2 separate regions of the Homo sapiens genome follow, and region 2 is linked to region 1. Evidence: chromatin loops called from intact Hi-C (ENCODE). Cell type or tissue: heart left ventricle. All regions are shown on one strand.

What was found. Hi-C counts contacts between places; a loop is a spot of excess contacts. Peaks named below come from ENCODE experiments on the same cell type or tissue, not always from the same donor. Only the 100,000 strongest peaks of a DNase experiment are listed, where the experiment ranks them.
Region 2: it touches region 1 in a loop (10-fold over the local background); 82 of 110 quality-filtered maps call a loop at or near these places.

What each region holds. Positions count from the first base shown.
Region 1 is chr15:73,968,678-73,976,677 of GRCh38, reverse strand. No RefSeq gene overlaps it. Among named protein-coding and RNA genes, the nearest start is that of STOML1, 20 kb to the left of the region's middle. RefSeq lists an enhancer at 3,265-3,474. In heart left ventricle, a CTCF peak has its summit at 3,567 (motif pointing left); a DNase peak (open chromatin) is centred at 3,567; H3K4me3 peaks cover 452 bases.
Region 2 is chr15:74,033,242-74,041,241 of GRCh38, reverse strand. PML (PML nuclear body scaffold) reads right to left here. Exons shown (of 9, transcript NM_033238.3): 6 at 7,828-8,000; 7 at 6,712-6,764. Among named protein-coding and RNA genes, the nearest start is that of PML, 43 kb to the right of the region's middle. RefSeq lists enhancers at 1-6, 3,270-4,151. In heart left ventricle, a CTCF peak has its summit at 4,184 (motif pointing right); DNase peaks (open chromatin) are centred at 2,035, 4,191 and 4,286; H3K27ac peaks cover 2,020 bases.

The DNA of each region.
Region 1 (8,000 bases):
TACTTTATCCTTTTTGGTACTACTATAAGTGGAATATTTCTTCCACTATATTATCTGAACAGAATACAATTTGTTGCTCTTTAGTGATTTTGTTTCTCTGTGTATGAGCAGAAAACAAACTCAATTTCTCCTACTATACTCCAGAAACACACTTCTGATACCACATGTGTGGGGTTCCCCCACCCCCCCATATCAAGCAAGGAGCCAGTTCTGCAGTGGCCACCAGCTGGGTGTTCTTAATTCAATTCCAACACTATCTACCTGGAGATAGCGTCAGATCCCAGTCCCACAAGACCGTCCCCCACTTCCAGTGCCAATTACAAGCCCCAGGTTGTATTACCTGTACTTCTGGCCAACTGGCTATAAATCAGGATTCTCATGACCCTCTTCTTGGGTTTGATTAATTTGCTAGAGCACCTCACAGAATGCAGGGAAGCATTTGCTTACGTTTAGCAGTTTATCATAAAGCATATTTTAAAGGATACAAATGAAAAGCCAGATGAAGACATAAACGGGGCACACTCTGGAAGGGCCTCAAATACAAAAGCTTCCATCCCCGAATACAAAATCTTCCATACAAGACCACCTTCCTGGGAAACCCCTGAACTCAGTCGTTACGGGTTTTTATGGCGATTTCATTATGTAGGCATGATCAATTACATCACTGGCCATTGGTGATCAACCTTCGGTTCCTCTCTCCTCCCCGAATGTGGAGGGTGGGGCTCTGAGCAGACGGTTGGATCCCCTGGCAAGCAGCCATCCATCCTGTGGTTATAAACGTTAAGCTCAGTTGTGGCTCCAAACAACAAGCCCGACTTTCACTTTTTTTTTTTTTTTTTTGAGATGGAGTTTCGCTCTGTTGCCCAGGCTGGAGTGCAGTGGCGATCTCAGCTCACTGCAACCTCTGCCTCCCGAGTTCATGCAATTCTCCTCCTCAGCCTCCTGAGCAGCTGGGATTACAGGTATGCACCACCATGCCCACCTAATTTTTGTATTTTTAGTAGAGACAGGGTTTCACCATGTTGGTCAGGCTGGTCTCGAACTCCTGACCTCGTTATCTGCCACCTTGGCCTCCCAAAGTGCCGGGATTACAAACGTGAGCCACTCCGCCCGGCCCATCTTTCACCTTTATGCTTACTCTGGAGCTGCTCCAGAGCTGTTTCAAGAACAAAGGATGAAAGGCCAAATATTTTAAGGAAAGATACTCTTATCACACTCTAGTCTCCTAGGAAATTACAATGATTATATGGGCTGTCAGCCAGGAACTATAGACAAAAACAAAGAATAGATATATCACACTTACTAACTTCTATAAAACAGAATGAGCGTCTTCATGGAGCGGAGCAGAGGACGCAGGTTTTACAGACAGAATAAGCTGAAGAAACCAGAAACAAAAAACAAAGAACGGATCGGTCATTTCAAAATTACTTTCTTAGTAAGGCAAGAACAGGGAAACAGAACAATTGAAAAATAACTGGTGGCCAGGTGTGCGGGCTCACACCTGTAAGCCCAGCACTTTGGGAATCCGAGGCGGGTGAATCACGAGGTCAGATTGAGACCATCTTGGTTAACACAGTGAAACCCCATCTCTACTAAAAATACAAAAAAAATTAGCCAGGCATGGTGGTTGGCGCCTGTAGTCCCAGCTACTTGGAAAACTGAGAAGGGAAGATTTGCGCCCAGTGTGTTTCGGGAATTAATGGGTTCTCGGTCTCACTAACTTCAAGAATGAAGCCACGGATGCTCGTGGTAAGTGTTATAGTTTTTAAACGCGGCCTATCCAGAGTCTGTTACTTTTGATGTTCAGATGTGTGCGGAATTTCTTCCCACTGGTCGGTCTGTGGTCTCACGGGCTCAGGACTGAAACCACAGACCTTCCCAGTGAGTGTTACAGCTCTGAAGGCGGTGCGTCTGGAGTTTTTTCTTCTTCCCGGTGGGTTCGTGGTCTCGCTAGCTTCAGGAGTGAAGCTACAGACTTTCGCGGTTGAGTGTTACGGCTCATAAAGGCAGCGCGGACCCAAACGGTGAACAACAACAAGATTTATCGCAAAGAGTGAAAGAACAAAGCTTCGCCAACGTAAACTGGGCCTCAGCGAGTTGTCACTGCCAGCTTGGGCAAGCCTGCTTTTATTCTCTTATCTGGCCCCACCCACATCCTGCTGATTGGTCCATTTTACAGAGAGCCGATTGGCCCATTTTACAGAGAGCTGATTGGTCCATTTTGACAGGGTGCTGATTGGTGCGTTTACAATCCCTGAGCTAGGCACGAAAGTTCTCCATGTCCCCACTAGATTAGTTAGATACAGAGTGTAGACACAAAAGTTCTCCAAGTCCCCAGCAGAGTAGGTAGATACAGAGTGTCAATTGGTGCATTCACAAACCCTGAGCTAGACACAGGGTGCTGATTGGTGTGTTTACAAACCTTGAGCTAGATACAGACTGCCGATTGGTGTATTTACAATCCCTTAGCTAGACATAAAGGTTCTCCAAGTCCCCAACAGACTCAGGAGCCCAGCTGGCTTCACCCAGTGGATCCCACACGGGGGCTGCAGGTGGAACTGCCTGCCAGTCCCGCGCCGTGTGCCTGCACTCCTCAGTTCTTGGGTGGTCGATGGGATTGGGCTCCATGGAGCAGGGGGCGGCGCTCATCGCGGAGGCTTGGGCCGCACAGGAGCCCACGGAGCTGGGGGGAGGCTCAGGCATGGCGGGCTGCAGGTCTTGAGCCCTGCCCCGCGGGAAGGCAGCTAAGGCCTGGCGAGAAATCGAGCACAGCAGCTGCTGGCCCAGGTGCTAAGACCCTCACTGCCCGGGGCTTGCGGGCCGGCCGGCCGGCCGCACCGAGTGCGGGGCCCGCGGAGCCCACGCCCACCCGGAACTCGCGCTGGCCAGCAAGTGCCGCGCGCAGCCCCGGTTCCCGCCCGCGGCTCTCCCTCCACACCTCCCCGCAAGCTAAGGGAGCCGGCTCCAGCCTTGGCCAGCCCAGAAAGGGGCTCCCACAGTGCAGCAGTGGGCTGAAGGGCTCCTCAAGCGCGGCCAGAGTGGGCACCAAGGCCGAGGAGGCGCCGAGAGCGAGGGCTGCAGGCGCGCTGTCACCTCTCACCAGGAGGAGGTCGAGGCTGCAGTGAGCCATAATTGCACCACTGCACTCCAGCCTGGGCGACAGAGCAAGAACCTGTCTTAGAAAGAAGCAGGGACTGAGCTGGGGAGGAAGGCTGGTGCCTGTGCCCTGGGAAGAAGGGCAAGGTGCTCTCAGAGTTGCTCTGGGGACAGGGACTCTGCCCCACGTTCAGAATTCATCCCCAACCTTGGTCTGCATGCTGGGTATGAGGAGAAAAGTGGCCCAAGAGAAGCCCTAAGTCTCCATGCTGGCTTCTGGGCCCCATGGGAGCCCGAACCACAAAGCTATGCAGGTCACTCCAGAGGGCCCGAGTCACCCCGAGGAGGAGAAGCAGCCCGGGGAGTGGCGTCCAGAGGTCTCCCTGGGAGCCTCGGCTCCTAGGTCAGAGCTCTCGTTTTTTTCTGACGGGAACGCAAAGAAAGCCAGTCCCGAGCTTGTGGTGCCATCTTGTGGCAACACGGGAGATAGCTGGTTTCCTCTTTCCAGAGGCTGCTTTCCAGGGCCGGGGAGGGGCGGGGCAGGGCAGTGAGCTGCTGTAGTAGAGTGACGGTGAAGAGCGGGGTCTAGGGAATATTCACCCTGCCTAGCCTTTCCCAAATGCATTCACACACACACTCACACTCACACACACACCCCTGTTGTACCTGGTCCAGGTGCGCTTGACAGGGTTGTGGGGGTAGAGAGGAAGGTGGGAGGCTTTGGCCAGGAGAAACTGGGGGAGACGGACTACTGCGTCGCCAGAAACTGCAGATTCTGGATTAAATCTACAAAATGAGGCATTCTGAAATCAAACGGCGTTTTAAGACCTTGCTAGGACCAGATGCTATTACCTTTGGAAGTTCCTTCCCACACCTTATTAAATATTAAAATACACAGATTTCTTACGTTAAATATAACATAGCACTGTCAGGTAACACGAGGTGATTTTTGTATGTTTGCCTTGGAAATTACTTGGCTAAGAGTAATTCATTTATGGTGTAATTACCTACGCGTTCTCAGCCCTCCCTGGGTATTCATTTGCATTCTTAAAGTACAGTCACACCCTAAATAACGACGTCTCAGGTCAGTGATGGGCTGCGTATCCGATGGCGGTCCCATAGGATTATAATGGAGCTGACAAATTCCTATCACCTAGTGACGTCATAGCCGATGTAACATTTTAGCTGACACAAAGCATTACTCATGCAAATCTATGACGGAAGAAAGAAACAAACTTGGCAAACCACCATGGACATACTTCTGAAAAGACGGACACTTCTTCAAGAAGTGCCTCAGGCAGGTCCTTTAGGAGAGATTGCAGAAGAAAGCATTGTCCGCTGGGCGTGGTGGCTCACGCCTGTAATCCCAGCACTTTGGGAGGCCGAGGCAGGTGGATCACCTGAGGTCAGGAGTTCGAGACCAGCTTGGCCAATACGGCGAAACCCCGTCGCTGGGCATGGTAGCGCGTGCCTGTACTCCCGGCTACTTGGGAGGCTGAGGCTTGAGGATCCCTTGAACCTTGGAGGTGGAGGCTGCAGTGAGCTGAGATCGTGCCACTGCACTCCAGCCTGGGCGACAGAGTAAGACTCTGTCTCAAAAAAAAAAAAAGAAAAAAAGCATTGTTGCAATAGCAGGTGACAGCTCCATGCGTGTTGTTGCCTATGAAGAACTTCCAGTGGGACAAGGTGTAGAGGTGCAAGACAGTGATATTGATGGTCCTGACCCTATGTAGGTTTAGGCTAATGTGTGTATTTGTGTCTTAGTTTTTAACAAAAAGGTTTTAAAAGTAAAAATAAAATAATTGAAAAATAAAAAGTTTATAGAATAAGGATACAAAAAAAGAAAATATTTTTGTATAGCTGCATAATGTGTTTGTGTTTTAAGCTAAGTGTTATTATAAAAAGTCAAAAAGTTTAAAAAAAATTTTAAAGTTCATAAAGTTGTAGAAAGCTAAGGCTAATTTATTACTGAAGAAAAACTTTTTTTTTGAGACAGAGTTTTGCTCTTGTTGCCTAGACTGGAGTGCAATGGCACAATCTCGGCTCACTACAACCTCCGCCTCTCAGGTTCAAGTGATTCTCTTGCCTCAGTCTCCCTGGTAGCTGGGATTACAGGTGCCCACCACCATGCCTGGCTAATTTTTTGTATTTTTAGTAGAGATGGGGTTTCACCATGTTGACCAGGCAGGTCTCGAGCCCCTGACCTCAGGTGATTCACCCACCTCGGCCTCCCAAAGTGCAGGGATTACAGGCGTGAGCCACCGCGCCCTGCCAAAGAATAATATTTTTAATAAACTTAGTGTAGTAGCCTAGGTGACAGTGTCTTTAAAGTCTACAGTAGTGTACAGTATTGTCCTAGGCCTCCACATTCATTCACCACTCACTCACGGACTCACCCAGAGCAACTTCCAGTCCTGCAAGCTCCATTCATGGTAAGTACCCTAAACAGGTGTACATTTTAAATATTTTATATGATATTTTTACTGTGCCTTTTCTATGTTTAGCTATGTTTAGATACACAAATACTTATTATTGTATTATAATTGCCTACAGTATTCGGTACAGTCACGTGCTGTACAGGTTTGTAGCCTAGGAGCAATAGTCTATCTCTTATAGCCTAAGTGTGTAGCAGGCTACACATCACAGAGTGTGTAAGGACACTCTCTGATGTTTGTACAACATTGAAATCACCTAATGACACATTTTTCTGATGGTATTCCTGTGGTTAACAGATACATGACTGTGCTCCAAGAGTTAACATCTAGTCTACAAATTCTTTTCAAAAGTAATGAAATTCTTATGAACACTGCATTTAATAATTAAAGAGGCCAATAGAGAATTAATGACATAAATTAACAATCGATGACACTTTGTAGACATTTGATTAAACATTTATTAATTTGGATGATTCTGTAGTTTTTACATTTTGGAGCCAAGACTTTTCTCAGGTTTTAAACATTTATTTAGGTCCCTGAGAAGCTCATGGGCTTTCAGCATGTCCTCTGAGACCACTTTACCTGAAAGATAAGTGGCCTGATGTCACCTACCCATAGGAAAGCTATGAAGAATAAAAATTAGATACTAGATGAAAGCACTTAGCATAGTGTCTAGTAAACACTGAGCACCTAATTAGAAGTAGTAGATGTTAGTAAATGTATCTGCACACATGTACGCACAAACTCATTGATTCACTCAAACATTTTTTATTGGGCACTCACTATGTGCTGGGCAAGGCAATGTTCTAGGTGCCAAGGATATAGTAGGGAACAAACCCACCAAGAACCCTGTCCTTGTGGAATTTACATTCTAGTTGTGAGAGCTAGACATAAGCAATAAGCATTAAAAATCAGAAAGGAGGCCGGGTGCATTGACTCCTGCTTGTAATCCCAGCTCTTTGGGAGGCTGAGGTGGGAGGATAGCTTGAGCCCGGGAGTTTGAGGCTGCAGTGAGCTAGGACCACACCACTGCACTCCAAGCCTGGGCAACAGAGTGAGTCTCTGTCTCACACACATATATATATGTGTGTGTGTGTGTGTGTGTATATGTATATACATATAGGTATATACGTACGTATATACATATATATATATAGAGAGAGAGAGAGTGAGAAACAGAGAGAGAGAGAAAAATAAGAAAGGCATACAGTATGTTAGAAGGCCATGAATGCCTTGGGAGAGGGCCTGGCATGTTCTAGAACAGCAAGGAGGCCATTGTGGCTGGGATGGAGAGAGGGAGGAGAGTGGCAGAAGACCAGGCCAGAGGGGAAATGGGGCCAGCTCATGTAGGGCCTGGTAGGCCACAGGAAGGGCTGTGTTCAGTGGGAGCCCCTGCAGGGTTCTAAGCAGAGGAACATGAGGGACTGAACATACACGTGCACCATGGCCAGACCCTGTGGAAACTAGAACTCTGAGCCTAACCTGCAGCAAGCTGCCCAGGAAACCAACCCCCTCATCTGGAATCCACAGCCCAGGATGCCAGTCTGCTATAAGTCAGACATGAAGGAAGCCAGATCACTATCTCCAGTAGCCATCCAGGAAGCAAAACAATAACTTCTCTAACAATCAGCCCCGAAAGGCCAGGACTTGATTAAAAACTGGCAGCTTCCCTAATTTTTGTCCCAGCTTCCAACTTAGGGCCAGCAAGAGAAAGCCAAATATGCACCCACCCCTCCCCAGCCAATCTCAGAATCCCCTCCAAATTATCCCACCCAGCTTCTCCAGGCCAATAGCCTCCAATCAGGGCACACCCCAAGCCTTCCCCCACCTCCTTTCCCGCACCCCTACCCCCGGCCCACCGACAATAAGGCTCAGCCTGATTTTGAGTCCCTACAAAAATGCAAGTGATGCTGGCTGACAACCTTGCTACAGCAAGCTCTGAATGGTTTTTGTTTATTTCTACAAATGGTAGGATCTGTCTTACGAAGCTGCTTTATTGAGAATAGATTGTATGTAAAAGCAGACCCATTAAGAAACTGTTCCAAGACTCCATCTCAAAAAAAAAAAAAAAAAAAAAAAAAAAAAAAAAAAAAAAGCGGCTGTTGCAATAATCCAGGCAAGAAAAGAGAGTGGTGTGGACCAGGCTGGTAGCAGGGCGGGAGGTGGACTCTGGTTATTTGTATTCTAAGTTGTTAATTTTGAAATAATTGTAGGGTCACAGAAGGTCACAAAGGAATGTAGAGAGAAGTCCCATGTTCCCTACCTCTCATGCGAACAACTCACATAACCAGAGTACAGTATCAAAACGAAGAAATGGAACATCGGCACAATCCATTGAGTTTATTCAGATCTAACCAGTTATGCACGCACCCATTTGTGTGTGTGTTTGTGTGTGCCTGTAGGAAATGGGAAATCATGTATATAGTGAGAAAAATAGAGTTGGCCTTTGTCCCTGGTTCTTGGCACAGA
Region 2 (8,000 bases), 65 kb before region 1:
TCCCCTTCTGGGTCCTCCCTGGTTCAGATCCTTGGTGCCAATAGCTGAGGCTGAGTCCATGCTGCCACCCACTGACATGGCACACAGGACTTTCTCTTTTTCGTTCTTCTTCCTGCTCCAAACCCAACTGGAAATGCCCCTTTGTGTTCCTGAGTGCCTCCACAAAGCTCGGGGCAATGTCCTCGGCCTTAGAACCAGTCTTCCCGCCTTCAGATCTGCTCTTCCAAGAGGAGAGCTCCCTGGAGAGCCACAGTACTGTCTCTTTAGGCCACCCCTCCCATCGTTACAGCAGGGTCATTTATGGCAGCCACTAGAACCTCGTTTTTAGAGCCTTCCATTGTCCCGGGGCCAGGGAAATGTCCTTTGTCCTAAACTTACTCGAGCTGCCTTCTCTAAGAAACCTCTACTGTCTCCTTTAATAAAAGGACACCCCCTTTCCACCAAGCTTGTTAATGGAGGAGAGGCTGGACCTTTCAGCCCTGACTCACTTCCTCCAAAATTCCTCTTGCCCTTGGGGACTTCCATAAAGTATGGCCACCCATGGAGCTGGTCTCACTGGAACTCCAGCCAGCTGTAAACCCAGAATTCTCCCCTGCTCCGCCTTAAACTCCAGCATCACAGCTGGGGAGTGCTGACGCATTTAAACAAGACTTTCTGAAAGACTCAGGTTTGCCAGCAGGGCCATCAGACATAGTGGCCTGGTGCAGAACATACTCCCCTCCCTGCTCACTAGGGGAGACTCTCCCATTCTGCCCCCAGGCCCCACACCTTGGCCTTATTCCGCAAATTAGGATAACTGGGTGTCGGGGGAGCATAGAGAGGGACAGTCACTGGAAAAGACTTAGATTTGCTTGGAAGAGAAAAGGAAGGGGGACAGAAGAAAGAAGATGGGAAACAGAGCCTTGAGCCTGCGTGTGAGGACCGGGAATCAAGGGGGAAAGCTTTGCTATGCAGTGAGAGATGCCAGGCGCCAAAGAAAAGGGGAAGAAGGACTGAAGAAGTGCTGCTGGGGTTATGAGCTGGATTCCCTTTAATGTTCTTTCAAAAGATGCAAGTAAATACTGGGATTTATTTCTTTATTATACTTGGTTAATGGACATTGTTTCTTTGAATGCAAAACTGTGTTCAGGCTGAGCCTCGTGAGAGCCAGGATTTTTTCAGGATATACATGCAACTTGGATACACCTGCAATCTGGCTCATGAGCTACATCCATCTCACTCCCCTTCCTCATAGATTTCACGGCCTGAGCAGGTCAAGTGCATTCTAACTCAACACAGCAGGTCTAACAGTCGTCCCAAGCATGCTCAGAGGAAGTGGCTGGATTGGCATTGTAATCACACTCCAAAAGTCCAGGAGGTACATCAGGGAAGATCCAGCCTCTCCCCTCCTCTGCGGTATTACACCCTGGTATGAAAATGTCACCTGCATTCAAGACTGCCACATCTATAAACAAATGAGCAGCATTCCTCTACCACAGACATGCAATGAATCCCCCGATTCAGTGGTTCTTGACTTTGGTTAGGCATTCATAGCTTTAAGAAAAAACTGAGGCCCAGGCTGCACCCAAGACTGATTCGATTAGAATCTCAGGGCGTAGGACCTAGGAATCTGTAGTTGGGAAAACTCCCCAGTGTACAGCCAGCTTGAGAACAATTGTCCTTATCACTGATTCATTCCAGGTTTGCTCATCAGCCAAACACAAGCCAAACTCTGATAGTCAGCATCCAGCCTCTGGAAGATACAGAACATCTGACATTCATGCTTATCAAGAGCCCTCAAGCTCCTGAAGAACTTTCTGAGCACTTAAGCATCAGCTACAGCTGGGATCAGTTTGGCAAGACACATGCATTGCTATCTTTCTGCAGACACAAAACCCCAGCTCTTGCAAAGCCTCAAAGACCCCAGGAATACTGCACATGTTATGAGTGAACTGGACCATAAACTCGGCCAGCCTGTGGCCTCTGCTGCCCTTCTGCCTAGCTCCAGCCTCTTGGCCAGCACCTCCGTTTCATTTTCTCAGATGCACACTCACCAGTGCCACGGCCCCTCCCCTGGATCAGCCATTCCCCACAGGCCTCCCTTCCTCCGCCGTCACCACTGCCACTTCTGCCACAGGCTGCCCCCTCACCTTGGCCCCCTCCTGTTGCTGCTGCCACCAAGGCACCGGAGCCAGTAATCTGTCACAAGAGTGGGTGAAAACACCTATCTTTTCCACTTTGGATCCTAAAGCAGGGGCCCCAGGGCAGGCGCACTGCTGACCCACTCTGGCAGTTTTTAAGCAAAGTCCTCACCCCAGGTACTCCACAACCAGGCCTGGGGGACTCACTGCTCCACCCCATGACTATGCCCTGCTGCCTCTCGCTCCTTCTTGCACAAACAGTCTCTCACTGAATCCCTAGGACACAGGTGAAGCTCAAGGGAGGGGTTCCTAAATGCCCTGATACACTTGGAAAGTAGTAATGTAGCAGACCAGTATTCTGCAACTTTCCTCACTGCAAAGCTGGATATAAGCTGCAGAGCTGGGGAGGATGGGTTAGGTGGGAGCCGGGATCACCTTGGGAATATCACCCCACCCCCTCCAAGCTGGGGAGTAGGAATTTGCAGTGGTGGTGCTGGGTGTACTCTGGGGGCACCAGGGGTCTGGAAAGGGCCCAGAAGTTGGGTGAGAAATGCATAGGGGGGACCTAATTTGTTGGGGTTTTAAAATATATATTTTCTAAAGTTTGGGACTCCTATAACAATTTTTAAAACCTGTGTCTTAAAGCTACATACACAAAAGCAGCGGTCCTCTGGCTCTCTCCCCACGTCTCTAGGCCTGCTCTCTAATGTGAGCTCCTAGGTATTTAATTCATCATCACCTGAAATGTGCTTTTACCCCCTCCCTTAATTCACTGTATAGCCCCTAATGACTCCTTGCTGATAGCTGAGCATTACATACTCCCCGCCCCACCCCCAATATTGCTGGGGTCCCTCTACTTGATTCTCCATGACATCTGGGGACACTGTTGGCACTCCAAACCTGTTCTCCACCTTTCCTTCCCAGGCTTCTGCCTCTACCCAGGGTCAGTGGTAGCTTTAATTTTACCAAGATTATGGGATGGAAAGAAGTGCCCAGATTTCAGAGGAATTTACACCCTAGAAAGACAAGACTCAATAACTGGTTGGATGTGAGGAATAATCAAAAGGGGGGTGCCCTGGGTGGCTATGGGGTCTTGGCTTGTGCAACCGGGCAGAGAGTGGGGCGAGCCAGTGAGACGGGAGGAGAAGGTGCTGAGTTTGAGGTACCTATGGGCATCCATGCGGAGCTGTTGGAAGGTCACTGGCCATGCTGGTCTGGCAGGCAGGTGCGAGTGTTGGGTATCAGCTACCCCTGGGCAGTAACTGAAGTCAGGGGCGTGGCTGAGAGCACCTGGGAGAATACACAGACTGAAAAGAGGAAAGGGCCCAGCAGCAAACCTGCAGGAGCACCACAACCAAGAAAAAACAGAGCCTGCAGAGGAGAGGGAGGAGTGCCCAGAGCTGCATCCGAGCAGGCGATCTTTCCAGGAAAGACCGGGCCCAGCGCCGGTCAAGAATAATAACGACTAAACGCGACACTGCACCTAGAGGCACAGAGGCCACCCTGGTACTGGCGGGGAAGCGCAGGAGGTGGGGTGAAGAAGGGGCAAGGAGGGGGCTGAAGTGTAAACAAGGAGAGCAGAGGAAGGGGAGCCGACAGCTGGAGAGAGAAGTGGGTGGAGTTTTCTGAGATGAGAAAGACCTCATTCAGGGTGTTTAGTTCAGAAGGCAGTGGATACATTAGAAGATGCAAGAGAGATGAGGAGGAGGAGTGAGGCTCCCAGGGGGTCAAGGGCTGGGGCCAGGACACAGGGTGAGTCCTGGAGGCAGGTGGACATCCCTTCCACCCTAACGAGGGCAGGGAAGGGGTGCGATGGGGATCTGTAAATAGCAAGATGTCAACTGTCCCTATGCCATTGGAGAGCTCCTGTTTTCTCCCTGGAGCAGAAGGTGCCGCCATCAGCTGAGGGTGAGGCTGGGACAAGGGCCCAGTGAAGAAAGGCAGGCGGGGGCTGCCCTGCAGAGCAAAAGGACATGCTGGGCGGAGCACCAAGGAGCCCTTAGCAGTCACAGGCAACCACTCATAGTTTTCCCAGGCCTTTCTCCTGCAGATCTCGGTCTCCAGGTGGCAGCACAGAGGCGACAAGCTCCTGAGTCCTTCCAGGATTTTCTGCTGGGCAGGGAGCTGCAATTCTGATGAAAGATGGGATGAAATGGGGAGTGCGCGGGGCTGGAGGGAGGCGAAGGTAGGACTGAGAGCTCAAGGAACAGGAGGCTGCGGTCAGAGTCTGAGAGGACCGGCTGAGGGACCGACAGTGCTCGGTGATGGCAAGGTGCAGGGCACGGCCACGGGGCAGGCAGCTGTCTGGGGGAATGGGGTGACAACCCCTGAGAGGTTAAGGAGTGGCGGGCAGGTGGGTGGAAATAGAAGTCACTCAGGAGGAAGGCAGGACCTGAGCAGGGAGAAGAAATCTGGGAGGTGAATGCTCACGTCTGCCCTCAATGAGGGTGGGCAGGTGGGTGTCTGGGATGAGCTGGGGAGCATGGGGCCCACCCTGAGAGGGACAGAGGATCTTACCAGACGGCCAGGAAGGGGCTGGAACAGTCCAGGAAGCAGGGGGCCTTGACCCTACCTCCCACCTCTGATGCCCATGAGTGTGGGAGGAAGAGGGGACATGGTATCCCCAGAGGAGAACTGAGTTCCAGCATAGGGAAGAGAGAACAGCCTGCAGGGAGGAGCTGGATCCATCGGAGAACGCGATGGTCGTGGAATAAGGGTTCGCAAGGGTGATGGTTCAACAAGTGTTTATTGAGCAGCCACATCTGCCAGGTCTTGGGATAGCCAGTCCCTGTGCTCATGGGCTTAGATCCTGGCAGAGGCCTAGTGGAGAGGCTTGGGGTGGGGGTCGGGGCATGGAAGGCTGTGCTATTGGCCAGGGACTCAGAATACAGGAGAGTGCAAGGGTGACAGAAGTTTCTTTCTTGGGCAAAGAGGCCTGGAATGGTGGCTTGAATCTCAGCCATGCCTTAGCCTTCCCCTCTCAGCCAGAGAAGACCCAGGTCTCCCTGCCCAGAGGTCCATGCATAGCCATTCATTCGTTGATTCATTCCTTAACCAAGAATTAATGAGTGCTACTCTGTGCAGGGCCTGTAAGAGCATGGGCTGGAGGAGGCAGCTCAGGGGCCGGGCAGGGGTGTTGGCTGCAAGGTTACAAGAGAAGGGTAGCACTCTCAGAGGCCTGCTTGACGGGCGCCTGGGACTGGGCTGATGGGGGGCCTTTCTGGGGCACAGGGTGGTGGGAATGTAATTGGAGAGGCTTCCAGAGGCACTTGGACTTGAGAGGCCTCCATGGAGCCTCTGACAGAGTCCCCAGGGGGAACACCTGCTCCAAGAGTCTGGGCTCTGCTTTCCCCTGCCCCCACCACGGAAGACATGTCAAGCTGGGAAGCCATGGAGGAGAAGGGGAGGGCAAAAAAGTTGTTGAGCCACTGGGATAAATGGGAGGAGCCCCGGAGGGAGCGGCTGCGGGATCGCACAGCCCCTCGTATCCGGTGGGGTGGGCTGATGCCCCTTTGCAGCTGGGCAGGATGTTCCTGGGCATTGGCAGGATGGTTGAGGGGCCCTGTGATGGCAGGAGTGCTGGCTTGGACCACATGGGGAGACCAAGTCCGAATAGGGGCCCGATGCAATTGAGGGTGCAAGCGGAGGGCATGGCGAAGGCGGATGGCTCTCTGTGCTCTGTACAACAGGTAGCGGATCCCACGGTGGACGGCAGGGCGCTCCTGGTGATCAGGAGGCTCGCTGTGAGGCTCAGCATCGGGGGTGGCAGCCTGCTCAGCGGGCTGGTGGGGAGGCCAAGCTGGGGGGTGGTATGTGCCACAGGGCAGGCTGGAGGCTCCTTGTGCTCTCAGCAGAGACTGGACTGGCGAGGAGTGGGCTGGCGAGGAGTGGGCTGGCGAGGAGTGGGCTGGCGAGGACTGTGGCTCGGCGGTCTCCATGGGCTCCATGCACTTTCCAATACAGAACCTCAGACTGAGGGCTGGAAGAGACCTCAGGGGCCACCCAGTCCAACCTTTCACTCTATTCAGATCCCCTTTTCCCCTGGACAGGTGATAGTCCAGCCTCTAGTAATAAACCTCTAGGGACAGAAGGGTCACTACCCACGAGGCCACCTGTTTCACTGTGGAATGGATTTATATATCTTTCTACATGGATGGAGTCAAACCTCACTTGTTTGGCCCCTATATAGCTGCCCTGTGGCCTGACACCCCTTCACTGGCCCCCACTGGCTGTAATAAACCAAGGAATGGATTCTTGTCCAGCCCTCCTCACTGAGGACTTAGAGGACAGAAAATGCATAAGGAAGCTCCAGACAAAGGTCTTGGACATTCCAGAAAAGAGACAGGGCTCTGGACACATGCTATCAGCATTTCAGAAGAGCTCCTGGCCCTGGTGTAGTGGGAGGGCTGGGGTGGTCCAGGCATGCAGCTGTCATTTGGAGACTGTCCTCAGCACAGCTTGGGACTCAATGCCTCACTGGAAAATTCCCCAGGCGCAAGGCAAGTCTGAGAGTCACCTGCTGTGGCTGTGCCCCCTGGGACCTGAAATGGGGGGAGGCAGGAGTCCTGGGCTGAACTTCTGGGCCACTCACCGAGTTTTCGGCATCTGAGTCTTCCGAGCTGCTGATCACCACAACGCGTTCCTCTGAAACGGGGAAGGGGAGATGCATTATGAACTGCCTAGGATGCATGCTGGGAGGGGTGTGGGTGTGCACCTATGGGAATCCTTGCAGGCCAGTCGGCTGGGGGAAACGGATGCCCTGCAGGGGGACGGGAACAGCCACTGTGTGTGCCAATGTGACTCTGCTTTGCATTTGGATTTGAGTAATTCACAAATGGGTTTCCATAATTTCTTGCTGTGCCTTATCTATGAATATTCAATTAAGTTATCTGCCCAGAATTCAGAATTTGCCCCCTGTACAGGAGGCCTGACAACTGCTACCTGGTCTGGAACCTTCTGCAATCCTAAAGAAGCACACTGTCCCCATTCTCAGCTCCATGAGCTGGGATGTCTAGAGTTAAAAGACGCTTCATTTAGTTAATCAAAACCCATCGATTACCAATAGCATTTGTGGGTAAGGAATATCAGTCAGTGCTCAGTGTGTGACCAAGGCTAGGGCTCAGTCAGAATGAGGAACAAAGCTGTACTCTGGGTGAAGCAGATCCTTAGAACTCTCTTGTTCCAGATTCCTCTGGGTTGACCTCAACTCCTGCCCAACTGACTACCTGCCTGGCAGTGTTCATAGAAGATAACTCTGACAAATGAGATACTTAGGTAGGTGGCCTTTGCAGAAACACTTGGGGAAATGATGGGTGTAGACTGAGAGAGCAGAGTTAAGGTCATGGGGAGTCCAGTTTCCTGTTATGGTATGCCCAAGCCCTCTCTGGGAGTATGCTAGGCATCAGCCAACAAACTTCTTGTGGAGACCTGCCCTGTGCAAAGGCACAGTAGTGTTTGGGAGAAAGGACTCATAGAACTGTGCATTTTAGCCTGTCAGGCTCCCCACACCTCAATCATGGCAAAACACATGGTAAACTGTGTCCACTCTCACCCCCACGCACACTGTGAACTTTCCCTATCTTATTCAGTGGGAATAAGGGACTCCTGTTGGCTTTGGGCTTTCTGGATGGGGCCAAAATACAGAAGAGGGGCACCGCCCAGACCCTGGCGGGCAGCACCCAGGCCACTGCCCTACCCACCTCCCTACCTGCCTCCCCGGCGCCACTGGCCACGTGGTTGCTGTTGGGCAGGAAGACCTCACTTCCTATGACGGGGCTCCTGGGGCTAGGCGGTCCATCCAGGTGGGGTGGTGAGACTGCCTTGGAGGTGCTGGGCCTGGGCTGCTCCGGGGAGCTCCGAGCCAACCTTGCCTCCTTCCCC